2 separate regions of the Homo sapiens genome follow, and region 1 is linked to region 2. Evidence: chromatin loops called from intact Hi-C (ENCODE). Cell type or tissue: thyroid gland. All regions are shown on one strand. Links, peaks and the distances in the headings refer to the core of each region. The heading gives the core; the rest is flanking DNA. Region 1 holds the start of LOC105372318 (a long non-coding RNA gene). Region 2 overlaps ZNF737 (zinc finger protein 737).

Region 1 (15,085 bases), core at 2,844-10,843, 56 kb before region 2:
AAAAATAAATTAGCTGGGCGTGGTGGTGGGCGCCTGTAGTCCCAGCTACTCCAGAGGCTGAGGCGGGAGAATGGTGTAACCCAGGAGGCAGAGGTTGCAGTGAGCCGAGATCGTGCCACTGCACTCCAGCCTGGGCAACAGAGCAAGACTCCGTCACAAAAAAAAAAAGAAAAAATACGGCCATGTGCAGTGCCTCATGCCTATTATCCCAGCAATTTCGGAGGCTGAGGCAGGTGTGTTGCTTGAGCTCAGGAGTTCAAGACCAGCCTCGCCAATGTGGTGAAACCCTGTCTCTACTAAAAATAGAAAAATTAGCCAGTCATGGTGGCGCACACCTGGAGGCTGAGGTAGGAGAATCACTTGAACTTGGGAGGTGGAGATTGCAGTGAGCCAAGATTGTGCTGCTGCACTCCAGCCTGGGTGACAGAGTGATGAGACTCCTCAAAGGAAAAAAAATTACATTTCTGAGTCCTGAAAAATTATTAATAAATATTTGTTATATAGTTTCTTTGAACATGTGGTCACTCTGCCTGCAAACGTAAAGACTTTTAATTTTCATAGAGTGAAATATACACATATTCCTCTGAAGATAAACCTTAGGTGTAAGAAAATTATGAAATGAGTGTTTGGTAAATATGCATTTGTACATATTTTCAGAAGAAAACGCAATTATTGGAACAAAATAAGTTTTTAGGTGATTAATGGAAAACTAAACACCTTGAATATGCTGAAAGCAAATGTATACTTTCTGCTTTGTATGGAATTTATTAATATAAAATTTTATGGCTTATGGCTCGGATTCTCCCCAGAATCCGTGTATTAAAGCACAGGCAACTTTGTCTCCAGAAATAACACTCTTGAGTACAACAATAAAAGCCCTCTTCAAACACACTCAAAAAATTATTTTTAACGCTTATTTTAATAAAAATTTAACCAAAATTGAATAATTGGATACATTTTTATTGTTCTATGTGTGTGTGAATGTATAAAATGACACATAAAGGAATAATAATTTAAGCCAGAAAAAAAGATGTTAGTTAATATTTGTAATGAATAAAACTGGAAAGTAGTTATTATTTGCAGATGACATTTTTGTTTATGTAGATAACAAAAGCAGTAGAAAGACTATTTTAAAAGTTTATTCAGGTGGGTAGGCAACATTTTAAGATAATACCCTGGATTCCCAGTCTGTTGCGCACCTGCTGTGTAATACTCTCGAGTGTAAAAAAGTGTGTGACTGTGGTGGGACATCACTCATGAAATTACGTTACTCATCTGTTGACTTCGTGTTTACCAAAATGGAGATTATCCTGATTGTGCTAAACTTAATCAGAAGTGCTTTTAAGAGAAAGAGACACATCATAGAAAACACCCCTGCTGGCCTGAAAGTAAGTGACTTCTAGGTGAGCCATGTTGTAAGCTGCTTATGGTGGCCACATGGCAGGAAACGTATTTGTTTATTGTCATCATTCCTGCCTTCTGCATGTTGCTTCCAGTAGGGAGAATAAGAGGATCCTATGGCAGAGGGGAAAAAAAGGGAATCTCATTCATGCAAGAAATAATCACCTCTCACCTGGGATAGCTTAAGAAAAACAGGAGACCACAACAGGTCCACATTAATGAAAGGAAAAAGGTAACCTGGGTAAAAGTGCTCACTGGCATTATGGAACTACATTTAGTAAGCTGTAGTGAATGATCAGCCTCTGGGATACCAATAGTCTACCAACAAGGCTGAACTCATTCTAATTCAATCAGCATGTCTGCACCATTCTGGCGACCTAGTTTTATACTATTCATTACAGAAATACCATGAAGACCAGTGGGTAATGTCCTAGAGTTGAACTTACATCAAATCATACCTAACTGTTTTCATATTTGAAAAACCTTAAAAACAATGAATTCATAATTCTATTGTAAATGATTTTACTATACTGTAGTAAATGATTAAACTGTAAACAATATGAATAATTCTTGAAAGCATAATTATGTAGACAGTTTCTTTTAGATTAACATGATAAAACAATTAAAGAAAACATTCCAAATGGGATAAAATTAATCAAAACTGCATATTTTCAATGACTTGGCTTAATTATCATGCTTTTGGAAATGGCCAGATGACTAACAAGAAATAAAAACAAGATTTTGACTTTGCTCATTGTTTTTGACCTTTTGAAGTCTAAAATCCTGGCTAAAGTATTCAAAGGGAGTATTTTATAGTTGGCTTCCTGGGGTTTCCAATGCAATAAAGAATTTTGATAGGAAAATGCACACTATATACACATTGCTCTTCTCTGATTTGCTTTAACGCTGAAAAATTGAACATTTTAAATGTAGTCTCAACTTAGAGTAAATTAACAAAAGATTTGTTTTTCAAAAAAAGCAAATGTATAAAATTAATAGGTAACAGACACCATTAGCTGCTCAAAAATAGTATGACTAAATTCAGTAAGTAGCTATGCAAATATCAGCCCAATTAAATGAAGACCCTAATAGGTGCATGTGGAAAGCATTGCTGTGCAGTGTGGTGCCTCCACTCAGCATTTTCTTCTGCCTCTTTACAGAGAAACCAGTTTCCCCTGAGTGACTCAGGGTGCATACTGGGAACTGAGAATGCTGTGTTCAGAGTGATTACTGAAAACATGGTTAATACACTTCTTTCATATGATAATAAAATGTTACAAATCTTATTCTGCCTCAGAAAAGCTTTTAGTTAAAGATTATCTGTAGTACTCAATTTAGCTTAATGGAAAATGTAAGTACTCCAGATAATTCAGACACTTAATGAAATCCCATAAAACATATTTGAATAAGATAAAGTCTTCTTGGCTAACAATTTTATATTACAGGTAAATTTAGAAAAAAGTAGAAAAACAGTACTTTTATTGCAGTAAACTGAGGAATTAAGAGACCAATACGGAGTACAGGAGGATTTTTTATTTTAGTTGTGCACCGGCTCAGAGGATTCACATCCAAAAGCTGAGCATTGAACACAGAGTGGGGTTTTTATAAGCGGCCTTTCAGAAGCAAAACAAAAGCAGTTAATCATACAATGACAGGTCATGTAATCTATAGTATAACATTACTTGTGACCTAGCCAGTGGCCTTGTAGCTGCATTAGAAGGAAAACAAGAACTGGCGAAATACAGACATTTGTAAAACATAATCCTGCTTAAGAAGCCTGGGAAAAGAGTAACAGTAAAATAACTTGTCTTTCTCTTTTTTTTTTTTTCCTTCCTTCAACCTTGCTCTGGAAGGGAGGGGGGTGCCTGGAGTCCATTCCTTTGGCCTTGGCTGTACAGACAGCGTTATCTTCTAACTGTTCTTGAAGTGAGCTGCTAGGCAGAGGAAAACGTGTTCTTTTCTTTTTAATCCTTGTCTTGCCACATTCTGGGCCTTAGCTTTTACTTTTCTTGGAGTGAATAATTGTAATACTTATTATTTTTAAATGCTTGCCTCAGTTTCCCCTTTCTGATGCCTTTTATGAAAGAAGTTTAATAGAAGTCATCACTATTACTTAGTTCTGCCTGAAGAGACAAGTTTTCTTCTTTAGACAAAGCTTGATATTTACACAGAGTCATGAGCTGTGTGGTAGTTTGCCTAGCTACTATTTCCTCTATAGTTGATTGAATGCTTCTAACAAGCAGATGTAAGACACAAGGGAGTATTAGGCAGTTCCTAGTATGGCCAGAACCACCCTTATTAAAATCTTGAACCCTGTGAAAAATGAAAACCAGCCTCCAAAGAGAGAATCTGGGGACCACCCTTTCCAAGTTTGAACTGGAATATGGGCTAATTTTCTCATTCTTGCAGTTATTTCCATAATTGCTTTTCCATTGTCATCAATTTCCAGGCAACAATTAGTTAGATTGAACTTTCCTCATACTCCTCCTTCCTGGGCTAGGAGGTAATCTAAAGCTAATCTGTTCTGATAGTTAGCATTTCTCATTTTTGTGGTTTGCTGGGCCAGTAAATCTAATGCATTTGCTCTTTCATTCATGATGATTTCAAGTACTGCCTGCAACCTTATGATGTGGTTAAGCATGTAAATAGGAGTGCAGTATCCCCGTGACCCATCTTGTGCCCAGGTAGCTGGCCCATAGTGTTGAATTATTCTTTCAGGGGACTTCCCTATGTCTTCCCAATCTCCTATTTTTTATATATTTTTTATGGCTGCATCTCTTTTGTTTCTTCTTCTAACTTCATCATAGACAGGATACCCTAAAGTTTTCCCCTGTTGCAGTGGGAGCAGGAAGAAAGATGGTCTAATTGTTCCAAGCACACAGCCCCCTGTCCATTTAGCTGGCAACTGTCAATATGCTTGAGGCCCACAGATCCAGTAAAGACCGGGGGTGCTTGCCAAGTATTTGGAGCTGCAAGTTGATACCAAGTGTAATTTAGAGAAGAGAAATGGGAGAACGAATTTGGATGATGTGCTTTGTAGTCATCTCTGTCCCACCACAAAGTTTTCCTTAATGGTTCATTATAATATTGCTGTCCTAAGCAGGTTTGTTCTTCTACTGGGTCTGTAAAATCCTTTCCCCAGCAAGCAACACAGTATCTCCCAATAATAGAAGTTTTTAAGAGCCAGACGCTTGAACCTGTGGGCATCTGTTTGGGAAAAGAGTCAGTCAGAGTAAAGTTATCTTGAGGCATTAACTCTTTTACTTCCCAAGGCCATTGGTCTCCCATGTTAGTCCCTTCACAAACATAACATGAGGAAACGCCTAGGCTGCTGGCAGTGTTTTCAGCCAGCTGAGCAAATAGGTTTTTGCCTAAAGGAGGAGGCTCTGGTAACTTCTGGTTTATATGCTCAAAGAATGACTTAAAGACTCAGAATTGCTGCTGGGCTGACTGCTTGGTTTGAGTCCTCTTTAGAATATACAAAGTTATTTTAGTTTTTTGACCATAGCTTTGTAATGCAATGGAGTAACCTGTAGTCCATATAGGTAGATCTGGCTTTAAGATAGTAAGACTTACAGGATTGCAAGTGCTTGTCTTACAATCCAGTTTTGCTGGTACTTTGATGAGCAAGATTGGCTTTGACCTCGGTGATGATCAGTCAGTGAACTGCATTGTACAGTTCCAGCAAGCTATTGCTAGGGCCTTGGAAGGACAAACAGAGGGTGCACACACAATTTTGTACTGGCAGTTTGTATAGTACTCTGTAGGACCAGAGATTGTGAGATAGTTTGGGTTCATAGATGTTAACTGACAAATATCAAAGTATATGCATATAGCTCCAGGAAGAGAGGCTTGGGTTTGACCTATAAAACTTCTTTCCTTTGACTCAGTATGAATCTCCAACCGAGTCCCAGGTAAAGACTCAGGGTCACAGCATATATAAGGCTGACCATTTCTTGGGTCACAAATTGAATAGGTGGTCTGATTATAAGTACAAGTTCCTAATCGAGTCCCTGTACACTCATAAGTATAGTACAATAGGGTTCTAGTTATACTGTTCCCTAATCAAGTAGTATGTGTACAGTGGAGACACCCTTCTATAGGTGTTTATTCTAGAATGGTTAAGAGGAGTAACAACAACAAAACAATGTACAGCATATTCATATCCAGCAAGGGCAAAAGAGGTCCTCACCTGGGAAAAAGGTTGAGCACAGGGACAGAACAACAGTCAAACAGTTAGTATACAGTAAAACTACTAGTCCTAAGATTTCTAACTGCATTTACTTGCTTGATGAGTCCTCAAGCTTTGGCCGTGCATAGACTAGTCAGCTTCTGGTGTGTGACTAGAGCAGGGCTTGTTGTTTCCTCAAGCTTCAGCCATGCATAGACTGGTCAGCCTCTGGAGTGACCAGAGCAGGGCTGTTGTCCTCAGCAGCAGCTTGGTCTCGCCTCAGGATCAGCCAGGTTGGATGATCTGGGTCCTGCTGGCTGGTTCACTTGTCCTGAGCTGCCGGTTTTAGCCGACTGTGGTGGATCCAAGACACAGCACCTGAAACTTTAACAGCAGTGGGAGTGGACAAGATTACAGTAGAGGGCTCATCCTATTTGAGTCCTAGAGAAATTAGATTCTACTTTTTAACCTAAACAGTCACCAGATTTAAAGGGGTGTCAGGCTTATAGGCATTTTCATGTACCTAATTCTAAACACTTTGTATGGCTATTCCTAAAGCCTGCATCTCTTTCTTAAGGTTAATTCCCCTACTTACTGGAGGGCACCTTTAATTTGACTTTTGATTTGGGGGTGCCTGACTGAACAAAATCTTACTGGGCAAATACCCAATTTGTTTGGTGGGGGTGCACCTGACTTGGAGGAGGATCATATGCAAACACCTGATTCTATCTCAAATGAATTTCCTGGCAATATTTCTTCAGTAGCTATTTGAGTGTCTGGTTCATGCATTCCACCTTTTCCTGAAATTTGCAGCTAATAGGCTGTATGTAACTTCCATTTTATTTTTAACAGTCTTGTTAAATCTTGCACTATTTCAGCTAGAAATGCCAGTCCATTGTCTGACTTTAAAGTTAGAGACAGTCCAAACCTGAGGATAATGCCTTTAACTTCTAATGTGACCATGGGCTCCTGGAAGCCTAGTGAGAAGGTGCCCGATCTGTCTTAGTCTTTACATCCTTCAGCTCCTGGCAGCCCAATCAGATCAGTATTTGGTTCCTCAAAGGTGCGGCAGCCCTTGACCGATGGCCTCTTTGTCTCGCTGCCTTAGCCATTTCCGTCATTGCCTTCTGAACATTCATCTTTCCAGGGTCCTTTCTTTTTGCTTCTCATACATTAATCTCTTTCCAGCCTTGTCCGGCTCTTGAATTTCTGCCTAACTTGACTTCTTCCATGTCTGCGTCCACGTCCAAGTCCTCTCACATTGCTAATCTCTCTTTCCATAAGAGCTGTTGCCAACAGACTGGCCTTTTTCTTAAACTTTCAATTTACTTTCCTTTTTCCTTCCTGAGTTCTCCTGCTTCTGCAGCCAGCGGTGGGTCTGGGCAAGAGTACGGACCCTACTGACACGCTTGCTGTCTGTCTCTCCTGTTTCTTTCTGATTTCCGTTTTACTTTCTTCTTTCCCTTCTCACACTCTTTCTCCTTACCTTCTCCTTCGCTCTTCTCCCAGTGCCAGTCTCCACCCTCGTCTCGTTCCAAATAGAGCCGGGCTGGGGAGAGGGAGTTAACCCTTGGAATGCCTAGCTGCCACACTTGTTGCTTTTGCATATTGTTCCCTGGTCACAGTTAACATACACCTTGGCCACTTTTATAGACTGGGTGGTATTCATGCCTGCAGCTTCCCCTTGATGTCACCCTGGGCTTGGCTTACAAATGCTGTATTCACCACAGGCTGATTTTCAGCAACCTCAGTGTTAAATGAGGTATAAAGGCAGAATACTTCACAGAGTCTCTTATAAAACTAACTTGGGCTCTTGTCAGCTCCCTGAAGCATTTCTGAAATCTTCCTTATATTAATTGCTTTCCTTCCACCAGCTCTTAGGCCCTGCAGAAGTGCCTCTCGGTGCCTCTGCAAACGCTGAAGCTGAGTTGCATCCTCCGGGTCCCAGTTGGGGTCTTGGTCTGGGAACTGACCCTGAGCGTATGCCTGAGCATTCACTATGTCTGTTGGTGCATGGGCTTCTAGCCAGCGGAGAGCCACCTGTGTCATCCTCTGGCACTCTTTAATGTTAAACAACATTAGGAAAAGCTGCCTGCAATCTGGCCAGGTCGTATTGTGTGTCAGAAAGAGGAATTGCATCAGATCTATAAGAACTTGAGGCTTCTCCATGTTGGACAGTGTATGGTGTTTTCAGTTTAGTAGATCAGTAATTGAAAAGGGCTGATAGATATAAGTCCATTGCCCCCCTCTGGATGTGGCCCTGGTCATCATAATAGATAGGTCCTATCTTCTCCCTGAGAGGCATTTGCACAGCTTGAGCATGGCCAGATCTGAAATGGCCCACTTGACTGTCTTGACTTCCTTCCCTAGCCTCTCAAGGGCCTGATCCTCCCCTTCGAGGAAAGACCTGGGGCGTGTTAGCTCCTGAATCTTGTTCCTGGGGGGGCTGTTGGCCTCGGTAAAGGGGGGTAGGCTGGGACATATGGAGGAAGAACTTCTGTTTCCTCTGGCAGCTCCTGCAAAACTGGCTTCTCTTGCTTTCTCTGGGACTCCCCGTTTAACTCTGTATCTGCCAGTGAAGCTGCTCTTACTTTCACTTTTGGCTTTTTTTGCAATAAGCCATTAAACAGGGCTGGATCTATGCTGGTTTTGTCTATATTATATTTAACCACGAGTCAATATAAAGGAATTTCATCTGGGTACACTGGCAGTCCTCCACCCCCTGTCACCACCCTAAATACATGGCCAATTTTTCCGTCTATAGTTCGTTTGCTCCGCCATCCAACACCAAAAGAGGGCCATTCTAATTCACAGAAAGTTCTCAACCTCTGAGGGGGTTAACTTAACTCTATAATCTATAATCTTAACTCTATAATCTTAATCTTAACTCTATAACCCCTGCAAAACCTTTCTTAAGGTTCTGTAACATGCACGCCAAGTTTTGATGTTTTGATGACTTTCCTCGCACTCCTCCCTTTACGACGCAGCACATTCACTCTTGCACACTCACTCTTCCTCTCATTTTAGCCGACTACACTGTCTCTTACTACAGGAGTTTTCAGATGCTGCTTGGCTTTGGAGAAGTCCTTATTCCCGCTACAACTCTGAGCTGTAGGGCAGTTTCTATTAGCTGTATGTAGATTGCCACTAGTCTTAGTCGACCCCACACTTTCTTGGAGCACACAGTCCACGCTGAGAGATCTGTGACTCCCCACTTCCCAGCTGATGAGCCTAATTAGTCCCCTCCATTCACATACTTTCACACATTTTCAGTTCCCATGTTCATAACTGGGGTGGTGAGCCACTCCCGCCCCCTCTAGTTTCACAGTTGGTGTGGCGAGCCACTCTTGCCCCCTCTAGTTCCCAGTTGGGGTGGTGAGCCTCTGTCACCACCTCCAGTTTCCTAGGCAACTTAGTGAACCACTTTCATGTCCTGTGTCAGCAGGTTGTGAGTTTCATCCGAATCGATGAGCCACTCCCATTGCCCTGAGCCCCTCTGGGTCCGATTATTTGGCATACCCCAGGAGGTGATCAGGCTCCCCTTCTGTCCAAGGGACAGGTCCTGCCTTGGGCCCCCAAAACCTTACCGTGCTTCCTGAAGCACGCTGTTTCTGAAATTGTCCTGTAGCTCCTCTTTAGGTTCTATTGCACTGCTGGGTAGGGGGCACTGGGTGAAAAGACAGCTGATCTCCCCTCCGGGCTGAAGTTCTCCCAGTGGCACCTGGGGCCACAGGTTTCCCGAGGCTCACGCTCCAGTCCCCAGAGGCAAAGGAGACAGTAAGCCTGCCCTCTCTGGTCCCTTCGTGGTCACCAAAAATGTTGTGGTAAATTGAGGAATGAAGAAACCAATACGGAGTACCGAAGGGCTTGTTTATTTTAGTTATGCACCGGCTCAGAGGATTCACATCCAAAAGCTGAGCATTGAACAAAGACAGAGTGGGGTTTTTAGAAGCAGCATTCCAGAAGCAAAAGAATAGCAGTTAATCATACAGTGACAGGTCACGTAATCTATAGCGTAATATAACTTGTGACCTAGCCGGTGGCCTTGTAGCTGCATTAGAAGAAAAACAAGAACTGGCTAAATACAGACATTTGTAAAACATAATCATGCTTAAGAAGCCTGGGAAAAGAGTAATAGTAAAAGAACCTATCTTTCTCTTTGTTTTTTCCTTCAACCTTGCTCTGAAAGGGAGGTGGATGTCTGGAGCCCATTCCTTTGGCCTTGGCTATTCAGACAGTATTATCTTCTAACTGTCCTTGAAGTGAGCTGCTAGGCAGAGGCAAACTTGTTCTTTTCTTTTTAACTCTTGCCTTACCACATTGTGGGCCTTAGCTTTTACTTTTCTTGGGGTGAACAAATGCAGTACCTATTATTTTTAAACTTCTGCCTCACTTTAAGCCAAATAACAGTGTTTGACACGTGAGTCGCACCCAAACAAGTGCTCTTCATGATCATTGTTAAAGCAGCAATAGCAACATGTGCTTTCCTGGGACCTGCTGGCCTGTTTTCCACTGATATAAAGTGGAGAAGGGATTGAAATAGCAAAGGAGGGTGATATAAATTGAATACCTATATGAAATACAATTTTAAATGAAAAACAGCATTTGATGTTGTACAACTCTAAGTGAGACTGTTAGTGCGAGATCATATTTTTACTTGTATTGACAAAATAACCATTCACAATATTCTTATTTAGAATAATATTCCATTTCTCTTGTATATTTGCTAGCTTTTGATCAAATATTTTGGGAACTCAATAGAAATTAACAAAATGAATCTTTATTTTACCCCAAGAATTACTGATGCATATGCTTGTTTTTCTTAAAATTCATTAGCTTTTTATGAAAGATTTATACTTTATTTTCAGTGTGTTGTTTATTGCTTAGAAGTGGCTGTCCTGCCAGAAAACTGCTATTCTCAGCTATACCCACATTGACTAATAGTGAGTGGAAATGAAGTGGGTAAAAAGCAAATTGTCTTCTCTGTATCTTTTTTCACCCTTTGACTGGAGAACAGAGGGATGCAGAAAATGAAAGCATATATAATCCCTGAAAGATCATGAAGAAGCTCTCTTAACCAGACCAAAACCCAGTAGGGGGATTTTTTTTTTTTCTCATTATTGTATTCTCTGCTTCTATGAGTTAAATTTTTTTTTTTTTTTTTTTTTTGAGATGGAGTCTCACTCTGTTGACCAGGCTGGAGTGCAGTGGCCTGATCTCGGCTTACTGCTACCTCCACCTCCCAGATTCAAGCAATTCTCTTGCCTCAGCCTCCTGAGTAGCTGGGATTACAGGTGCATACCACCACACCTGGCTAATTTTTGTATTTTTAGTAGAGACAGGGTTTCACCATGTTGGTCAGGCTGGTCTCAAATGCCTGACCTTGTGATTTGCCCACTTTGGCCTCCCAAAGTGCTGAAATTACATGCGTGAGCCACTGTGCCTGGCGAGTTTAAATTTTTTTCACACTTTACATAGATGTTGGATTATGTGGGCTGGGCACAGTGGCTCATGCCTGTAATCCCACCACTTTGGGGGGCCGAGGTGGGTGGACCACTTGAGGTCAGGAGTTTGAGACCAGCCTGGCCAATATGGCAAAACCCTGTCTCTACTAAAAATATAAAAATTAACCAGACATGGTGGTGGGCACCTGTAATCGCAGGTACTGGGGAGGCTGAGGCAGGAAAATCGCTTGAACCCAGGAGACGGAGGTTGCAGTGAGCCAAGATGGTGCCTCTGCACCACTGCCTGCCTGGGCAACAAGAGGGAAACTCCATCTCTTTTCTGTGCTGGCTTATTTTACTTAGCATATCATTCAGGTTCATGAATGTTGTTGCAAATAACAAGACTTCCTTATTTTTAAGGGCTGAATAAAATTGCATTGTGTACATATACCACACTTTCTTTCTCCATTTACCTGCTGATGCACATTTAGGTTGATTCCATACCTTAGCTATTGTGAGTAATCCACTTCCTTCCCTTTTGTTTATTTTTTTGTTTTGTTTGAGAAGGAGTCTCATTCTGTCACTCAAGCTGGAGTGCAGTGCAGCAATCTTGGCGCACTGCAACATCCACCTCCTGGGTTCAAGTGATTCTAGTGCCTCAGCCTCCCAAGTAGCTGAGATTACAGGTGTGCACCACCACACTTGACTAATTTTTGTATTTTTAGTAGAGGCAGGCTTTCACCATGTTGACCAGGCTGTCTTTCATTTGTTTGTATATTTCTTTCTTCCTTTCCTTTTTTATTTCTAGAAGCATTTTAATTTTAAAATATAAATTATGAAAGTTAAACACCTCCATTTCTCTGTCTTTGATTACTATTATGGCTGATGAAAAAATAAGTTTTTTTGAAATTCCCTGGATAAACGTTATTACTTCATTATTAACATAATGAGATAATATAGAAATGAAAATGAACATTTGTTAGTAAAACAGCAATTATCTAGCTCCTGGTAGTCATTTAATCTCTCACCCGCTCTTTAGAACTTCTATCAAGACAAGAACTCTATTTTTTTCCAAGAGTGTGTGATGTAAAATCACAGTCTTATCTTTTTGTCTTTGTGGCAGGAGTCAGGTATTTATGGTAATAAAAAAGAAGTCTAGATCTTTTTAGTAGACAGATGGTGATGATGGAAGCAAATATAATGGTACATGGTACTTGGCTACATTTCAAATGGGTGATAGTGAACATTCACTGAAGTGTCACAGGTGGCTCTTATATTCCAGATCAAATCTTTGTGAGGAAGGCTCAGCCCACTTGTGTCAAGCATTTCTGGCAGTTCCTAGATACATGGAAAAAACTCACTGCGCTTGTTTAATGAGACCAGAATTAAAAACACCCAGGTGCCAGGTTATTAAAAACATTTTTACCCTTATGGAAAAAAATGTGATGTGGCATGTGGCTTGGTTTGAATAAATCTTCACTGAGCTAAGTAGCTGATTGGATTTACCTAACCTGTAGGAAAAGAAAATGGAAATCACCTCTGAACAAGTTTATTTTATAGGCTTCTTTCTGTACATAGAGATATAAAATACGTGGCTAGATAAACATATACACACAAATTGAGTCACATGGGTATGTCTACGTAATGTTAATTTGTGCATAGGTCCCTCAAAAAAAAGCCTCAGAAATAAAGTAGGTCAGATGACATCTCCACATTCTACCCCTGAAGCTGAGGTAACTTAAATAAGCAAATTAGCAGAGCCTGGGTGATTCCAATCAGCCAATTTGCATAGCCCAGGTGATTCCAACCAGCCAAGTAGCTCAGCCCAGGGCAAACCAATCATACAAATATTTGAATAGTGATTGTGGCTTTATTAAGGCAGGCCCCAAATGGTGGATGTGAACAGAACACACACACTCTGAGGAGACATGCAGGGTGCTGGAATACTAACCTGGACAGATGAGTTACATGGCTTTATTCTCAGTTTATTTCTGCGGCTTTGCCCTTGAAGATAAAGCTTTGTTGATATTTACATAAACAACATTGTATGGTTATGTTCTATTTAGCATGTTATTTACATTATTTAGCAAGAGAAAAAAAATGATTCTACATCAGCATCTTTAGTGCATGTTAGAAGATTAAAAATGTCTTTTGGGGAACGTGTTTTGTATACATAAATATTTAGATAGAAATATTTATAGAATTCTCTATGTGTTTGTCTTCTTATGTATATTTATATCTAGATGTATCAATCTTTGTATTGATATGCATTACTATGAATATAGTAAGATAAAAAGTAACTTCCCCCCAGGCGCGGTGGTTCACGCCTATAATCCCAGCATTTTGGGAGGTGGAGGAGGGCAGATCACCTGCGGTCAGGAGTTCGAGACCAGCCTGGCCAACATGGTGAAACCTCGTCTCTACTAAAAATACAAAAATTAGCCAGGCAGGGTGGTGGGTGAAGGAACCCCAGTTACTTGGAGGGCTGAGGTGAGAGAATCGCTTGTACCCGGGAGGCAGAGGTTGCAGTGAGCTGAGATTGCGCCACTGCACTCCAGCCTGGGTGACACAGTGCAACTCCATCTCAAGAAACAAAAACAAAAACAAAACGAAAAAAAGTAACTTCCATACATGTATAAGTTTATCTGCCCTATAAACAATATCACAAATATTACACAAATAAAAATATGTTCTAACATACATCCTGCCACATTTAACATATATGAAAAAAGCATTTTTTGTTGTTTCTTGCTTCTGGGAGATAATGCACTAAGGGGCCAGGTGCGATGGCTTGCGTCTGTAATCCCAGCACTTTGGGAAGCTAAGGCGGGTGGATCACCTGAAATCAAGAGTTAGAGACCAGCCTGATCACCATGGCGAAACCCCATCTCTGTTAAAAATAGAAAATTAGCCAGGCATGGTGGTGCATGCCTGTAATCCCAGCTACTCAGGAGGCTGAGACAGGAGAATCGCTTGAACCCGGGAGGCGGAGGTTGTGGTGAGCCAAGATCATGCGATTACACTCCAGCCTGGGCCAAACGAGGGAAACTCCATCTCAAAAAAAAAAAAAAAATTGCACTAAGGCAATGGAAGTCGTTCATTGCCATGTCAATGTTGATCCTTCTGTTTCTGTTACACATGGGGCCAAAGTTGAACTAGACTCAGTCCAAAGTTTCTCACCAAAATTTGAGAATGTTTATTTCTTCTCATTAAGACTTTCATCAAGACAGGGGTTCTCATTTATTTCCACGAGTGTGCAATGTGAAAGTACACTCTTGCCCTTTTGTCTTTATGGCTAAAGTAGGGTCTTTATCATAATGGAAAGCCTAGGTTTCTTATTAGAAGATTATGATACTGAAAGCAAATATAATGGTACATGTTACCTGGCTGCATTTGATAATGACACTGCACTGAAGCACCAAAGGTTGTTCTTATTGGTCAGGCCAGAGCTTGTGAAAAAAAATTAGGCCTACTGGCATGTCTGAAGATTCCTAGCTGGATGGACAGAACCACATGGGCTATTTTGATTAGACTCTGAATTTAAAACACTTTGGTGCCCAGTAATGAGGACATTTTCACATTTAGCACAACGTGATTTGGTGGTGGATTGGATTTGATAAAACTTCACTGAGCTAATGGCTGATTGGATTTACCCGGCCTGAATGGACAATAAAGTAAAAATCACCTCTAACCTACTCTTCTTTGGCAGTCTTTTTTATACATATAGATATATATATAAGATAGGCAGCTAGATAAACATATACATGGAAAATGGGTAACATAGGTATACCAATGTAATTTCTATTATTGCTTATGTCCTGTAGAGAAGCCACAGAATAAGTAGGTCAGAGGTCGTTTTTCTTCCCAACTTCTGCAGCCCAGATGAGTTTAATGAGCCGCTTAGATGAATATAAGTCAATTAACTAACTTGGGAAAGTGAAGACATCCAGGCAGGACCCAAATGGCAAATGTATCACATGAGCATACAGTGAGAAAGGAAGCAGGGCCCTGAAAATGCTAAGCTGGAACTAAAGTCTTAAATGGCTTTACCAAAAACTTACTTCCCAGG
Region 2 (15,085 bases), core at 1,192-9,191:
TAGAAGGAGGCTTTATCCTGAGAGAAGCTACAGAGCCCTGGAAAGCTGGGGCCCCACAGGCAGATGCAGCTGAGGTTAAGATGAAAGGAAACTTAGAGGGTCTTATTGATGATGAAGTTGTTATGTTTTGTGGCACTTTCTACACTTTGTAAAATAAAAAATATTAATTTATGTTAAAAAAATGAATTCCAAAAAAAATTGCAACAGCAGAAAATACCAACTAATTTAAGATCTTTATGGCTTGCAAAGATGTAAGCAGAAAAGGGCTTTCTTTTTTAGGGAGGAGCAAACAAGATTAGAAAGGAGGTGGGAGGTGAATGGCAAACGGAGAGTGAAAAAGTCATATTTTAGATCAGAGGATGTCTTACCCTGAAATCAGCATGTTCTTAGGAGGGACATAAAATGGGGTTGTATGCTGACTCAGACTGAGGGTAGCTCAAAGTTCAGGAGCCTGAGGGAGGGAGATAAGCTTAAGAAGAGTTCGATTAAGGGATATTTTATTTTAGGCTAAGTGTGGTGGCTCATGCCTGTAAACCCAGCACTTTGGGAGGCTGAGACAGGCGGATCACCTGAGGTCAGGTGTTCAAGACCAGCCTGGCCAACATGGTGAAATCCTGTCTCTACTAAAATACAAAAATTATTGGGAGGCTGAGGTGGGCAGATCACCTGAGGTCGGGAGTTCGAGACCAGCCTGACCAACATGGAGAAACCCCATCTCTACTACAGAAAAAAAAAAAGAAAAAGAAAAATCAGGTATTGTGGTGCATGCCTGTAATCCCAGCTACTCATGAGGCTGAGGCAGGAGAATGGCTTGATCCTGGGAAATGGCTTGAAAGTTTGTGGTGAGCCGAGATCACACCAGTGCACTCTAGCCTGGGCAACAAGAGTGAAATTCCATTTCAAAAAAAAAAAAAAAAAATTAGCCAGGTGTGTTGGTGGGTGCCTATAATCCCAGCTACTTGGGAGGGTGAGGCAGGAGAATTGCTTGAACCTGGAAGGCAGAGGTTGCAGTGAGCTGAGATTGCTCCACTGCACTCCAGCCTGGGTGACAAAGTGAAGAAATATTTTGAGCGCTGAAGACAAATTCAGCTGATTTTTTTAATGAGAAAAAGGAGAAAATGTGCAGTGTGTGTGTGTGCCTGTGTGATAGATAAGAAAAGAGAGCACTAAGTCATAATGGGAACAGTGTTTCTTTCCATAAACTGTTCCTGGAGCACACAAAAGATGGAGAATTTTATTAATCACAAATATTTTCCAGGATTATCTGTGTGTTTCATCTTTCCCCATCTCTTTTATTCGTTCTGTGCATTTCTTCCATTTGGCTTTTCCTGGGCTGCATCTTATATATTAAACTGTTAAACATCACTGCAGTGGTTTGCTGAGTTCTGTGAGTAGCTCTACCAAATTATTGAACTTCAGGGAGGTTATGGGACTCCCCAGTTTTTAAACAGTAGCTCAGAAGCATAGATAAGCCCATGGGGTTTGTGATTGGCATCTGCAGTGAGGACAGTGTTGTGGGACTGAGCCCTGAATCAGGGTCTGTGTTGACTCTCGGTGGTGTCAGAATTCAAATGTTAGACAATGAGTTGGTGTTGGAGAATTGTTTAATGTTCAGCAAACTCTACAGATTTGGTGCCAGGAAAAAGATATCACAGAAGTCTGGCCTGGAATAAAACTCTAGGTGTTTGGGAATGGGAGCTCTGCTGTCTGGTCACAGGCTGTCACACTGCCCATTGTCCTGTGATTCCAGGTCTTCTCCCAGGGTGACAGAGGACTGAAAACTTAGAAGAAAGGAGCTCTGATGACAGACCCCCTTTTCCCACAGCTGCCACCACAGGATTCCCACCCACTCACAAACACACACACTAGACATTGACATGTCCACCCTCCTCCCAGGAGTAGGCACCACCCTCAGGACCTTCACCACGGCGTTTTTGATCCTAGTGTTTCTTGCCAAGAACCCACAAGTCTCTACAAGTCTCCTGGCGTATCCCCACCCCCAGACACTAAATCTGCAGCAGCAATCTGTTTTCTCCACCAACCTAGCATTTTGAATCAGCTGTTCATAATCTCATATGTCTGCGTGCACACAGTAATAAATCAGAGTACAGCTGCACCAGGACAACTATCTGTAGCAAAAATCAGTCCTCTCACCTACATTGCAATCTCTCCCACCCAGGGATTTAATTTTTTCTTTTAGCTTTTATTTTTGTTTTGGGGTACACATGAGTTTGTTTTGGTGCATGGGGGTTTTGCGTGCAGATTATTTTGTCACTGAGGTATTAAGCATAGCACCAAACAGGTATGTTTTCTGATTCTCTTAGTCTTCCACCCTCCACCCTCAACTAGGCCGCAGCGTCTGTTGTTCTCCTCTTTGTGTTTGTGTGTTCTTATTATTTAGCTGTTACTTATAAATAAAAACATGCATTTGGTTTTCTGTTTCTACAGTATTTTCTTTTTCTTTCTTTCTTTTTTTTTGGAGACGGAGTTTCACTTTTGTTGCCCAGGCTGGAGTGCAATGGTGTGATCTCGGCTCACCACAACCTCCGTCTCCCAGTTTCAAGTGATTCTCCTGCCTCAGCCTCCTGAGTAGCTGGGATTACAGGCACATGGCACCACACCCAGCTAATTCTGTATTTTTAGTAGAGATGGCTTTTCTCCATGTTGGGCAGGCTGGTCTCGAACTCCTGACCTCAAGTGATCAACCTACATTGGCCTCCCAAAGTGGTGGGATTACAGGCATGAGCCACTGCGCCAGGCCTCTGCATTTGTTTTCTAAGAATGATGGTCTCCAGCTTCATTGACGTTATTGCAAAGGACATGATTTTTTTTTTTAATGGCCACAGAGTATTCCATGAGGTTTATATACCATATTTTATTTTGACTAAATCTTTTATTTCATTTTATTTTTGGAGACAGAGTCTCCCTTATTGCCCAGGCTAGAGTGCCATGGCATGATATTGGTTTACTTTAGCCTCAACCTCCCTGGCTCAAGCAATTTTCTCCTACCTCATGTTCCCAAGTAGCTTGGACTACACGCGGGCATTACCACACCTGGCCAATTTTTTTTTTTTTTTTTTTTTTTTTGAGACGGAGTCTCGCTCTGTCGCCCAGGCCGGACTGCGGACTGCAGTGGCGCAATCTCGGCTCACTGCAAGCTCCGCTTCCCGGGTTCACGCCATTCTCCTGCCTCAGCCTCCCGAGTAGCTGGGACTACAGGCGCCCGCCACCGCGCCCGGCTAATTTTTTGTATTTTTAGTAGAGACGGGGTTTCACCTTGTTAGCCAGGATGGTCTCGATCTCCTGACCTCATGATCCACCCGCCTCGGCCTCCCAAAGTGCTGGGATTACAGGCGTGAACCACTGCATCTGACCATACCATATTTTCTTTACCCAGTCTACCACTGATAGGTATTTAGGGCCTGTCCTTATCTTTGCTATTGTGAATAGTGCTGCAGTGAACATGCATGTGGATGTGTCTTTATAATATAATAATTTATGTTTCTTTGGGTATATACCCAATTATGAGATCCCTGGGTCAAATGATAATTCTGTTGTTAGTTCTGTGAGGAACCGCCACACTGCTTTTTACAGTTGTTAAACTATTTACACTCCCACCAGCAGAGTATAAGCATTCCGTTTTCTCTGCAACCTTGCCAGCATCTATTATTTTTTGACTTTTTGAAAATAGCCATTCTGACTGGTGTGAAGTGATATCTCGTTGTTGTTTTTCTTTTAATTTCTCTAGTGATTAGTGATGAGCATTTTTTTCAAGTACTTCTTAGCCACATGTGGTTTTTCTTTTAATTTCTCCCGTGATTAGCGATGAGCATTTTTTTCAGGTACTTAGCCACATGTATATTTTCTTTTGAAAAGCAGTGTTCATCTTTTTTGCCTACTTTTTAATGAGGTCGTTTGGTTTTGTCTTTTAAACTTGTTTAAGTTTCTAATAAATTCTGGATATTAGACCTTTGTCAGAGGCAAAGTTTGCAAAAATTTTCTTTTATTCTGTAGGTTGTCTTTTTCCTCTGTTGATAGTTTCCTTTGCTGTGAAGAAGCGCTTTAGTTTAAATAGGTCCCATTTGTCAATTTTTGCTTCTGTTGCAGTTGCTTTTGGTAGCTTCCTCATGAATTCTTTGCCAGTTTCTGTGTCTAGAATGGTATTTCCTAGGTTTTCATGCAGTGTTTCTTATAATTTTAAGCTTACATTTAAGTGTTTATCTTCAGTTGATTTTTGTATATGCTGTAATGAAGTGAGCTAGTTTCAGTCTTCTACATAGTGCTAGGTAGTTATTCCAGCACCATTTATTAAAGAGAGAATTCTTCCCACATTTCCCTTGTCAGCTTTGTCAAAAATCTGATGGTTATAGGAGGGTGGCATTATTTCTGGGCTCTCTATTCTGTTGCATTGGTCTTCAGCCTGAGTCTCTCTAGCCTGGCTTATCATTGGGCCATCAGCCCAGGGTCACTGGAAATTCCCTCACAATCACCTGGGTGTCTTTGAGGCATTTGAGGATGTTCAGAGCAGAATTGTGTTAGGCTGATAAGAGTGGTTAATTCTGCTTCTGTCTCAGTGTAAGGGAAATGAGTCATCCTGTGTTTTTTCATCCCCTCATACAAGAGGTGTCTTTGGTTGGTACCCAGATGAGAGTTTCTCCAGTTTCCTAGTACTTGGATGGTAAAGAAGGAAAAGATCTGGAGACCCAAATGGATAAACTAGTTGCTTCCATTTTATATGGCCATTAAAAAAAAACTATGCAGCAGTCTTTTTTCCTACAATCCAGAAGCTTTTAGTCTAGACTAGCAACTGGATAAATAATTGAATTGTGCATCATATGGTTGGTGCAATACATAGATGTGTCCAACACCTTGGGCTTTATTTAGGCCACTTTCTTTATATTTTTGAGACTTCTGATGTCTACATCTGAAGGCATATTTATGAACAGAAGAATTGTTATTATAGGTTCTTTTTTTTTTTTGAGACGGAGTCTCTGTCACCCAGGCTGGAGTGCAGTTGTGTGATCTTGGCTCACTGCTGCCCTCTGCTGCCCTGGTTCAAGCGATTCTCCTGCTTCAGGCTCCTGAGTAGCTGGGATTACAGGTGCCAGCCACCATGCCCAGCTAATTTATATATATCTTTTTTTTAATCTTTGTATATTTAGTAGAGATGGGGTTTCACCATCTGGTCAAGCTGGTCTCGAAATCCTGAGGTCGTGATCCACCCACATCATCCTCCCAAAGTGCTGGGATTATGGGCATCAGCCACCACTCCTGGCCATATAATTTCTATTTCTTTTACCTTGCTACATGTACATATTTATTTTCTAATAAAATTACCCTAGAAAAGCTGGGCATGGTTGCTCATGCCTGTAATCCCAGCACTTTGTGGGGCCGAGGCAGGTGGATCACAAGGTCAGGAGTTTGGGACCAGCCTGGCTAATATGGTGAAATGCTGTCTCTACTAATAATACAAAAATTAGCTGGGCGTGGTGGCATGCACCTGTAGTTCCAGCTACTCAGGAGGCTGAGAGAGAAGAATCACTTGAACCCTGGAGGCAGAGGCTGTAGTGAGCAGAGATGGCACCACTGCACACCAGCCTGTGTGACAGAGGGAGACTGCATCTCAAAAAAAAAAAAAAAATTACCCTAGAAAACCTTAAAGGATTTGTTTAAATTGCGTATTAGAATGTAGTACAAAGTTGACAGGGCAGTGGCTAGAAAATACTAAAATTACAGAAACTCTGGGATTTAAGTTTTCTTTTTTTTTTTTTTTAGGTAAGCTTAGAAAAAACAAAACTGGTAGTACTGCAGTGACATAGAGAGCAGAATTTTACATAGGGTCCTCACCCTGAGCCAGACCCAGACCTGTTCAGATTCACCCTTTTTGGAGGCCTTATTTAGGTCTGACCCTATCTTGTAGTCTTGCTTCAGATAACTGATTAGAAGAGATCAAAGTTTTGGCTGGTGAATCCTGCTGCCTTTCTAGAGCTGGTGCTCACAATTTCCTGAAACCACAAACAGATAAATGGGATAAATAAAGTATGTATTTTAGGGTCCTAGTTTTTTAATCTTCTATTAAAACCAGTGCTTGCGGAGACATTTATTTAGAAACTTGTTTTCTATTCCTGCAGATCCAGTAGTTGCTCCATAAGTCACAAAAAAGTAAATATAAACAGAATAAAATTGTCTAAACTACATTAACCTCTTTCTTTCTATCTCTTTCATCTGGCTATATTTAGCTTTTATTCTGTACAATTTTAAAAAATTGATGAGAGAGAAACAGAAGAAGAAATAAAAATGCTGGGCCCTTTAACTAAATCTTGAAAACTATTAAACCCTTAGTACCAGCTCCCCGGGTGTTATGAGAATTAAATCACCTAATGTGTTATACCCAGCACAGTGCTCTGTATCATACTATTGTGCACATAGTACCTGTTTAACAAACAGTGCATTAGTACATGTGTACATGTTGTTTTTTAAAAACAGACTTATTCAGACATTGCTGCCTTGTTTCCTCTGTAAACTTTAAAGAGCCATCAAATAATATAAAACTTTAGGATGGAGATGGGTTGTCCTTGTTTGTATGAGAAGTATTTGGTTGTGACAAGAGTGCTAAGTATAAGGGACTATGTGCTGTGACTGCTTCTCTGACTAATGGTAATAATGAGCCAATGGGGAGCAACATCAGCATTGACAGGGAACTTGTTTTTGAAACACCCATTCATGGACCCTTTTCAAACCTGCAGAATCACATTACATAAAGTGGAGCTAAAATTACCAAGTGAATTATAAGCTCGTTAAAGCTTGAGAGGCAATGCTTAGCTTAGCTCGTTAAAGCTTGAGAGGCAATGCTTAGCTTAGTGGTTATCAGCCCAGGCCTCTCATTAGGATCACATGGCCAATTTGCAGAAATCTCTTGTGCCCTCCCCACAGCTTCTGTTTATTGTTCTGGGTGGAAGCATCCATGTTGTTTTAACGAAGGGCCTTATGTGACTGTAAGGTGAGGCCAGAATCAGGTATGAAGGCTGCAAAATACATTCATGAGCGTTAAGTTCCACCTTTGCACTAAAGGGTGGCCACAGGGTCTGTTCTGTTTGGGTTTGGTAGGGACAGGTCAGTGGCACATATTTCCATTACTGTAGCAGAAATGGATGGTGTCTGTGGTAGGGGAGGGCCCCTGAGGACAGGAAAGGAGAAACTTATATTTTCATCTTTATGGAGCAGCTCATTTTTCCTGAACCTCTTCTGTTTTAAAGGACAGAAATGGGTGGATTTTTCTGTCTTTTTCTGCCAGTTGATGTCATGCTAGCAGGTATACTTGTGGTACTGACACCTTTAAAGGCATATTCTCAAGATTCAGGTGTAATTTGTCCAAAGAATCTCATCTGAGAAGGAATTCCAGTGAAGGAGGAGATAGGAGAACAAAAAAAAAAGGCTTTTCTTTAGGTAAACGTGCCTCAGCTGAAAAGCTGTGTCCACTCTGCCTTCTGGACTGCCATGCGTTTAGTACTCACAAACCTTTACTTCTCTACTTGTGTTTCTCCTCCCTAAGGAGTTTGGTTTAAGTACTTCTTAAAATTCTTACGATAGTCAAAGGTGTCTGAAAAATGTTTCTTTGCTGTATCCCAGAGCCTTTTCTTCATTCTCTACATCATAACTTCTCATGTTCTATTGGGGAAAACTGTGGTCCTTAGTAAAGATGGAGAACATGTAATGTTGAGGCTCCATTAGTGTGTTCCATTAGCTGTATGCCGAACAGGATTAAGAAATTGCTTATTGGCCGGGTGCAGTGGCTCATGCCTGTAATCCCAGCACTTTGGGAGGCTGAAGCGGGCAGATCCCGAGGTCAGGAGATTGAGACCATCCTGGCTAACACAGTGAAACCCCGTCTCTATTAAAAATGCAAAAAATTAGCCAGGCATGGCAGTGGGTGCCTGCAATCCCAGCTCCTCAGGAGGCTGAGGCAGCAGAATAGCTTGAACCTGGGAAGCAGAGGTTGCAGTGAGCCAAGGTTGCGCCACTGCACTCCAGCCTGGGCAACAGAGTGATTTTCCATATCAAAAAAAAGAAAAGAAAAGAAAAGAAATTCCTTATTTAGATTGGGCGCAATGGCTCATGCCTGTAATTCCAGCACCTTGGAAGGTCGAGGTGGGCAGATCACCTGAGGTCAGGAGATCGAGACCAGCCTGGCCAACGTGGTGGAACTCTGTCTCTACTAAAAATACAAAAACTAGCCGGGCGTGGTGGCAGGCACCTGTAATCCCAGCTACTCGGGAAGCTGAGGCAGGAGACCCACTTGAACACAGGAGGCGGAGGTTGCAGTGAGCCAAGATCATGCCATTGCACTCCAGCCTGGGGGACAAGAGTGAGACTTTGCCTCAAAAAAAAAAAAAAAAAGAAATGCTTATTTAAATGGGATGCCATTTATTACCCAGAAAGTTCTGAAAAAACTTATTAGGACATACCTGCTCTTTAGGGTGCTAAATGAAGTCTATTTAAAATTACTACTAAAAATTACAGAACACAGGAGTTATCTGTATTTTGAGGTTTGCATAAAACTGATGGTTCTTTATGATTGAATCAGATTTTATTTACTTTTTTAAAAGAGGAATATTTCAACAGTGATGCTGTGTTCTTCTATGTGCATTAGCACAACATAAAAATTTCTTCTAGTGAAGTTAATGGTTAATGATTCACTTGCTTAAATAGCTCTGTGACAGATATTTTTCACTATGTAGCTGATTATTTTTCTCTTCATTATTAAGTATCTTTATGCAGCTGATGTGAATAAACCACCACATTTAATCTGGCAGTTGTCCTTTTTTCTTAATTTTTTCTACATATTTTTCTTTGGAAAATGAAGACTCTTATCTTTGTTTACAGGCCAGAAAAACTGGGAAAAACAGGCTCTTCCACTTACTGGATGTTTGACAAAATATCCTTCTTGGGCCAAAAACATTGACATCATTGGTGAGCTTGTTAGAAATTCAAAAAATCAAACTTTATTCCAGATCTTCTGGAAAAAAACCCTGCATAACAAGGTCTTCAACTTATTGTATATATTTAAATTTTAGAGGTGCCTTCTAAACTCAACATGTCTTTGTCATCTGAAAAATATTCACAGCTCATTCCATATGATGTAAACATAGCACTCAAAAATGTACATGTTCGTGTTCATACCCTTAATTTTACACTTTACTATCTAGAAAAATACATGAACTGATGTTGTGGATCTTATGCTGTTCTTTTTTCTCAGAGAATACTTTAGAGAATATTTCTGTGTTGAAAGTTATTTTATTGGATAATTTTAGTCAGTCCTATAAGTCAGAACCATTTGTCTTTACTCTCTCATTTGAACTTAAGTCAAATTAAAAATTCCACCCTTGGCTACTTGGTAAAAACGTATGTTGTGTGTGTGTTTCAGGGGCCATTGCAATTTAGAGACGTGGCCATAGAATTCTCTCTGGAGGAGTGGCATTGCCTGGACACTGCACAGCGGAATTTATATAGGAATGTGATGTTAGAGAACTACAGAAACCTGGTCTTCCTTGGTGAGAAAAACTTTAATACATAATTCATAATATACACAAAAGACTTTATTTCTCTCTCTTGTAGAATTTTTTTAGTAATTTATTCTTTTATAAAAGAGTTTCAGATCCACTTTTTCAAGAAAATCTTCAGAATTTGTTCATTTAGAAAATAATTTCTTTGGTGCCTCATGCCTGTAATCCCAGCACTTTGGGAGGCTGAGGTGGGGGTATTACCTGAGGCTAGGAGTTCAAGATCAGCCTGGCCAACATGGTGAAACCCCATTTCTACTAAAAGTACAAGAAATTAGCCGGGCATGGTGGCACATGCCTGTAATCCCAGCTAATTGGGAAGGTGAGGCAGGAGAATACCTTGAACCCAGGAGGCGGAGGTTGCAGTGAGTCGAAATAATGCCATTGCACTCCAGCCCAGGCAACAGAGCAAGATTTTGTCTCAAGGGGAAAAAAAAAGAAAAGAAAAAAATTTCTTCAAGATGTTTCATCTTAATCCAAATTTTCCATATTTGTGAGGTGAGCTGTAATCTTCACTCCAAATTAGTGGTAATTCCAGAAATTTACTGACATAAACTATTGTAGCTTCCACCTGAAAATCTAAATGCCACCACCAATTTTTGATTCAGTAGTACCAGGAAGGAAAATTAAGAAACCTACAAATTGAAAGTATTTTCTTTCTTTTTCTTTTTTTTTTTTTTTTTTTTCGGGGACAGAGTCTCACTCTGTCACCCAGGCTGGAGTGCAGTGGTGTGATCTCAGCTTACTGAAACATCCACCTCCCAGGTTGAAGCAATTCTTCTGCCTCAGCCTCATGAGTATCTGGGACTACAGGGGCAAGTCACCGTGTTTGGCTAATGTTTGTATTTTTAGTAGAGATGGGGTTTCACCATGCTGGCCAGGCTGGTCTCTAACTCATGACCTCGTGATTCACCCACCTTGGCCTCCCAAAGTGCTGGGATTACAGGCGTGAGTAACTGCACCTGGCAAATTTAAAGTATTTTCTAAATATTTAGAAATTTCTGTTATAAATTTGTATTTTGGTATTAATTTACTATAATATTTTATTACATTGTCTTTGCGAGCACATTACTAGCTTGTAATTGGAGAATATGAGCAAGATTCATGTTATTTATTTTTAATAAAACAGGTATTGTTGTCTCTAAGCCAGACCTCATCACCTGTCTGGAGCAAGGAAAAAAACCTTTGACCATGAAGAAACATGAGATGGTAGCCAACCCCTCAGGTAGGTGCAAGTGAAAATGAATATAGCAGACGACACAGATAAGAGGTCCCAAAGTCAAAGAGAAAGCCAGTCCTTAAAGTGTGATTTGGGAAGCTGTGCTCCAAAGAAAATAGTTCCTGGGAGCTGTTTTTTTTTTTTTTTTCTTTTTTAAATTTTGCTCTTATAAAGGGGCATCTTCTGCTTATGCTTTTAAATTCTGTAAAAATTCTACTTTTCTTTCGGTGAGCTCCCTTCAAGTTCACAGTGAGAGCCAGAGTCCTCTTCATGGCATATAAAATACTGCACAGTCTGGCTGCTTTTTCATTGTTTTGGGGACACACAAATATCTGCATGATTTTGAGAATTATTTCTCTTTTTGCATCAGGTCTGATGTGTGAGAGTAGTAGTTTCTGTCCAATTTTTTTGTTTATTTTTCTATGTAGTCCTTTCTATTTTTATTACTATTATAGTCTTGAAATATAGTTTGAAATTATACGTATGATATCCTTCTGCTTTGTTCTTTTTTTTTTTCAAGATTGCTTTGGCTATTCAGAGTTTATTTTCATGTAAATTTTAGAATTGTATTTTCCATTTCTGTAAAAAAAAAACACTGCAATTTTGACAGGACGTTTATGCAATCTATAGATCACTTTGGATAATATGAAACTTTAATAATATTTATTCTTTCAATCCCTAGACATAAAATATTTTAAAATTTGTTTGGATCTTCTAATTTTTTCATTTTTTTATTGTAAACATTTTCTTACCTTCTTGGTTAATTTTTTTCTCAGAAATTTATTATTTAATGCTATATTAAATAAGATTTTTTCTTCCTCTATTTTATCAGATAGTTTGTTTTAAGCGTATGAAACAATACATGTACTTGTGTGTTAATTTTATATTTTGCTAATTTACTCAGTGTATTCATTAGTTTAGACAGGTTTTAATGTACTGTTTATGGTTTTTAAAATGTAAGATGTATGATCCACAAACAGCAACTTTTACTTATTTTTCTTCAATTGCAATGGATTTCTTTCTTTCTTTCTTTTTTTTTTTTTTTTTTTTTGAGATGGGGTTTCACTCATGTTGCCCAGGCTAAAGTGCAATGGCGTGATTTCGGCTCACTGCAACCTTCGCCTCCTGGGTTCAAGCAGTTCTCTTGCCTCAGCCTGCTGGGTAGCTGGGATTACTGGTGCTCACCACAACACCTAGCTAATTTTTTGTATTTTTTTGGTAGAGACTGGGTTTCACCATGTTGGCAAGGGTGGTCTCAAACTCCTGACCTCAGATGATCTGCCTGCCTCGGCCTCCCAAAGTACTGGAATTACAGGCATGAGGCACCCCGCCCGGCCCAATTGTGTGGGCTTCTATGTAGGCAGAACTGACCATAAACTGTGGCTCAGGTAACCGAAACTGAGTCATTGAACCTCTTCAGGGACCCCAGTAAAGGCCAAAGTCTGCAAGCCTGCCTACATTGCTGTAAATGGGTGCCTTCATCCAGGTCTCTGGAATGGCAGGACCTCTGCCAGACTGTGGCTGGGAGTTTGAGCTGGTTACAGAGTAAGTTCAGAATTCTCTGTGGGACCAACTTGGGTAAACCCTATCCTGGTCTGTAGCCATGAACAGGGGTACTGTAGTTTCCCACGTGAATGAGAGCCTGCCTTCTGAATAGAACACTTCTCAACCTTACGCTTTAACAGCATTTCACAACTCCCACCCTAGCTCTCAAATCTCCCTTAGAGGCACTTATTTTGGAAATGGCATCTTGCTACATCTTTGATCTGGTCTTTGAGACCCAGGCTGGTCTCAAAATCCTGGCCTGAAGCAATTTTCCAACCTTAATGTTCCATGGAGCTGTCATTACAGGTGTGAGTCATAATCCTGGTTCTCTCATAAAGGTATTTTTGTCAGCGATGGCTGACTTGTTTTGCTGTAAGGGAATATGAAAATAGGGCACTTTTAATCTTTTCATTTTACTGATGTCACTCTCCCTATATATTTTTACTTTCTATGTTCTCTTTCAGATTTGTCTGTAATTTTAGATTCAAATATTGAAGACAATATGCTAGAATTTGCATGATATGCCTGAAGTAAATTACATAATTAGTAGGCACCCATAGTTACTAAAATAGTTATTTATAAATTTAAATTTGCTGCAGGTAAAAAGGAATTATAGGATGTTCATCTACTTTTTTCAGCCTATATCTCCATAATAAAATAGTTTATTTCCTAATATTTGTTTTACATATCAGAGGGTCTAACCCCATTCTACAAAATATATATTTCTTATTTAACAATGTAAGGGTACTCTTTGCTTCCAATGTTTGATTACAGCAGTTTCATTTTGTGTAAGAATACCATATATTTAAGACATTAAAAGGAACTAGTTTCTTTTAAATGCTAATTTATTTTCTCATTAGAATCTTCTATTTATAATTATACTGCATAATCTCTGAAATTTTACTGCCACACAGTGCATGCTAATGATTCAGAATACTTGCATTTTGTGAGTACACACCAACAGTTAAATATTGCAGTTATCTAGAATTTTTTTTTTTTTTTTTTTGAGATGGAGTCACACTCTGTCACCCAGGCTGGAGTGTAGTGGTATGATCTTGGCTCACTGCAACCTCCACTTCCTGGGTTCAAGCTATTCTCATACCTCAGTCTCCCAAGTAGCTGGGATTACAGGCGTGTGTCACCGTCCCCAGCTAATTTTTGTATTTTTAGTAGAGATGGGGCTTCACCACTTCGGCCAGGCTGGTCTTGAACTCCTGACCTCAGGTGATCTGCTCATCTTGGCCTCCCAAAGTGTTGAGATAACAGTTTTGAGCCACTGTGCCCGGCCTGACAATTTTTTTTTAATTATACTTCAATGTTGCATACAAGATTTTATGAGTAAACATTTCTCTTATTGTTGTTTTGAAGTTTTGAACCCCTCCGAGGTTCAAGTGATTCTTCTGCCTTGACCTCCTGGGTAGCTGGGACTACAGGCATGAGCCACCATGCTCAGCTAATTTTTGTATTTTTAGCAGAGATGGGGTTTCACTATATTGGCCAATGTGGTCTGGAACTGCTGGCCTCAGGATTTGCACACTTTGGTCTCCCAAAGTGCTGGGATTACAGATGTGACCTACTGCCTCTGGCCTCAGTGTAGGTTTCTTAAGATTAGTTTATTGGGTGTTTTGGTTTTACTTATGTATTATAATTTTAGACAATTTGCAGTTCTTTTTGTACACTTTAAGTCAATTTAAGGTTTAATTAAGAGATAAATTATGCATATCTATCATAATCAGATTACATTTGTATGTGTATTTATCTATAAATATGACCCCAATTTTAGTTATGGCTTATATTCTTTCTTAGCTGATTTTTGATGGTAGTTTTATCTTGTCTAAGTGAGTACTTATGGAGATAGTCTTATTATCACCATGTGTTTAACAATGAATATATATTTGCTTTTGTGAGAGACACTTCTATGATTTGAAAGTAAATTTCAAAAAGATACATAATTGTTTTTTTTTTTTTTTTTTCAGTTTTTCTTTAAAAAAAATTGCTTAAAAACACGTAATATAAAATTTACCACCTTAAATCTATTGAAGTGTGCATTTCAGGGCCAGGCTTGGTGGAGGCTCTTATTTGTAATCCCAGGATTTTGAGAGGCCAAGACTGGAGGATCCATGGAGCCCAACAGTTTGAGACCAGCCAGGGCAACATATGGTGACACCTCTCTATAAAAAATAATAATAATAATAGCCAGCCATAGTGATGTGCAGCTGTGGCCCCAGCTACTTGGGAGATTTAAGGGAAGTCAAAATTGTACAACTACACTCCAGCTTGGGTGACAGAGTGAGACCGTGTCTCAAAAAAAAAAGCTGTTCATTTCAGTCATGTTAAGTATATTCACATTGTTAAGCAAAAGACTTTTAGAAAGTTTTCATCTTGTAAAACTAAAAGCCATTGACCATTAAGTAACAACTGCTCATTTTACCCTCTCTCCAGCCTTTGACAGACAAACCTTCCACTTTCTGATTTTATGATTTTGACTACTTAAGATATATCATATATGTGGAATCATACAGTATCCAAAATTTTGTCACTGGATTAGTTCAGGTGACATAATATTCTCAAAGTTCATCTTAAAATTGACAAGATTGTTTTTTCTAAGGTGGAATAATACTTCATCATATGTATATGTTACATTTTTTGATATGTTTATAAATCAAGAGGCATCTGGGTTGCTTCAGCCTTTTGGCTTTTGTGAATACTGGTACAATACACATGGATTTTCAATTATATCTTCCAGGTCCTGTGTTGCATA

The links. Peaks named below come from ENCODE experiments on the same cell type or tissue, not always from the same donor. Only the 100,000 strongest peaks of a DNase experiment are listed, where the experiment ranks them.
Region 1: it touches region 2 in a loop (2.0-fold over the local background); 5 of 110 quality-filtered maps call a loop at or near these places.

The regions. Positions count from the first base shown.
Region 1 is chr19:20,605,930-20,621,014 of GRCh38, reverse strand. LOC105372318 (a long non-coding RNA gene) reads right to left here and starts at 9,759. Exons shown (of 2, transcript XR_936412.4): 1 at 9,160-9,759; 2 at 2,920-5,956. ZNF626 (zinc finger protein 626) reads left to right here. Exons shown (of 4, transcript NM_001076675.3): 4 at 1-1,076. RefSeq lists a silencer at 6,914-7,172. In thyroid gland, for the core only: no CTCF peak of the experiment used is centred there; DNase peaks (open chromatin) are centred at 6,634, 7,184, 7,574 and 10,034; H3K4me3 peaks cover 923 bases; H3K27ac peaks cover 5,025 bases.
Region 2 is chr19:20,548,175-20,563,259 of GRCh38, reverse strand. ZNF737 (zinc finger protein 737) reads left to right here. Exons shown (of 4, transcript NM_001159293.2): 2 at 9,425-9,551; 3 at 10,690-10,785. The region is part of intron 2 of LOC105372316 (a long non-coding RNA gene); the gene reads right to left. Among named protein-coding and RNA genes, the nearest start is that of ZNF737, 10 kb to the left of the region's middle. In thyroid gland, for the core only: a CTCF peak has its summit at 5,059 (motif pointing left); a DNase peak (open chromatin) is centred at 5,059; H3K27ac peaks cover 517 bases.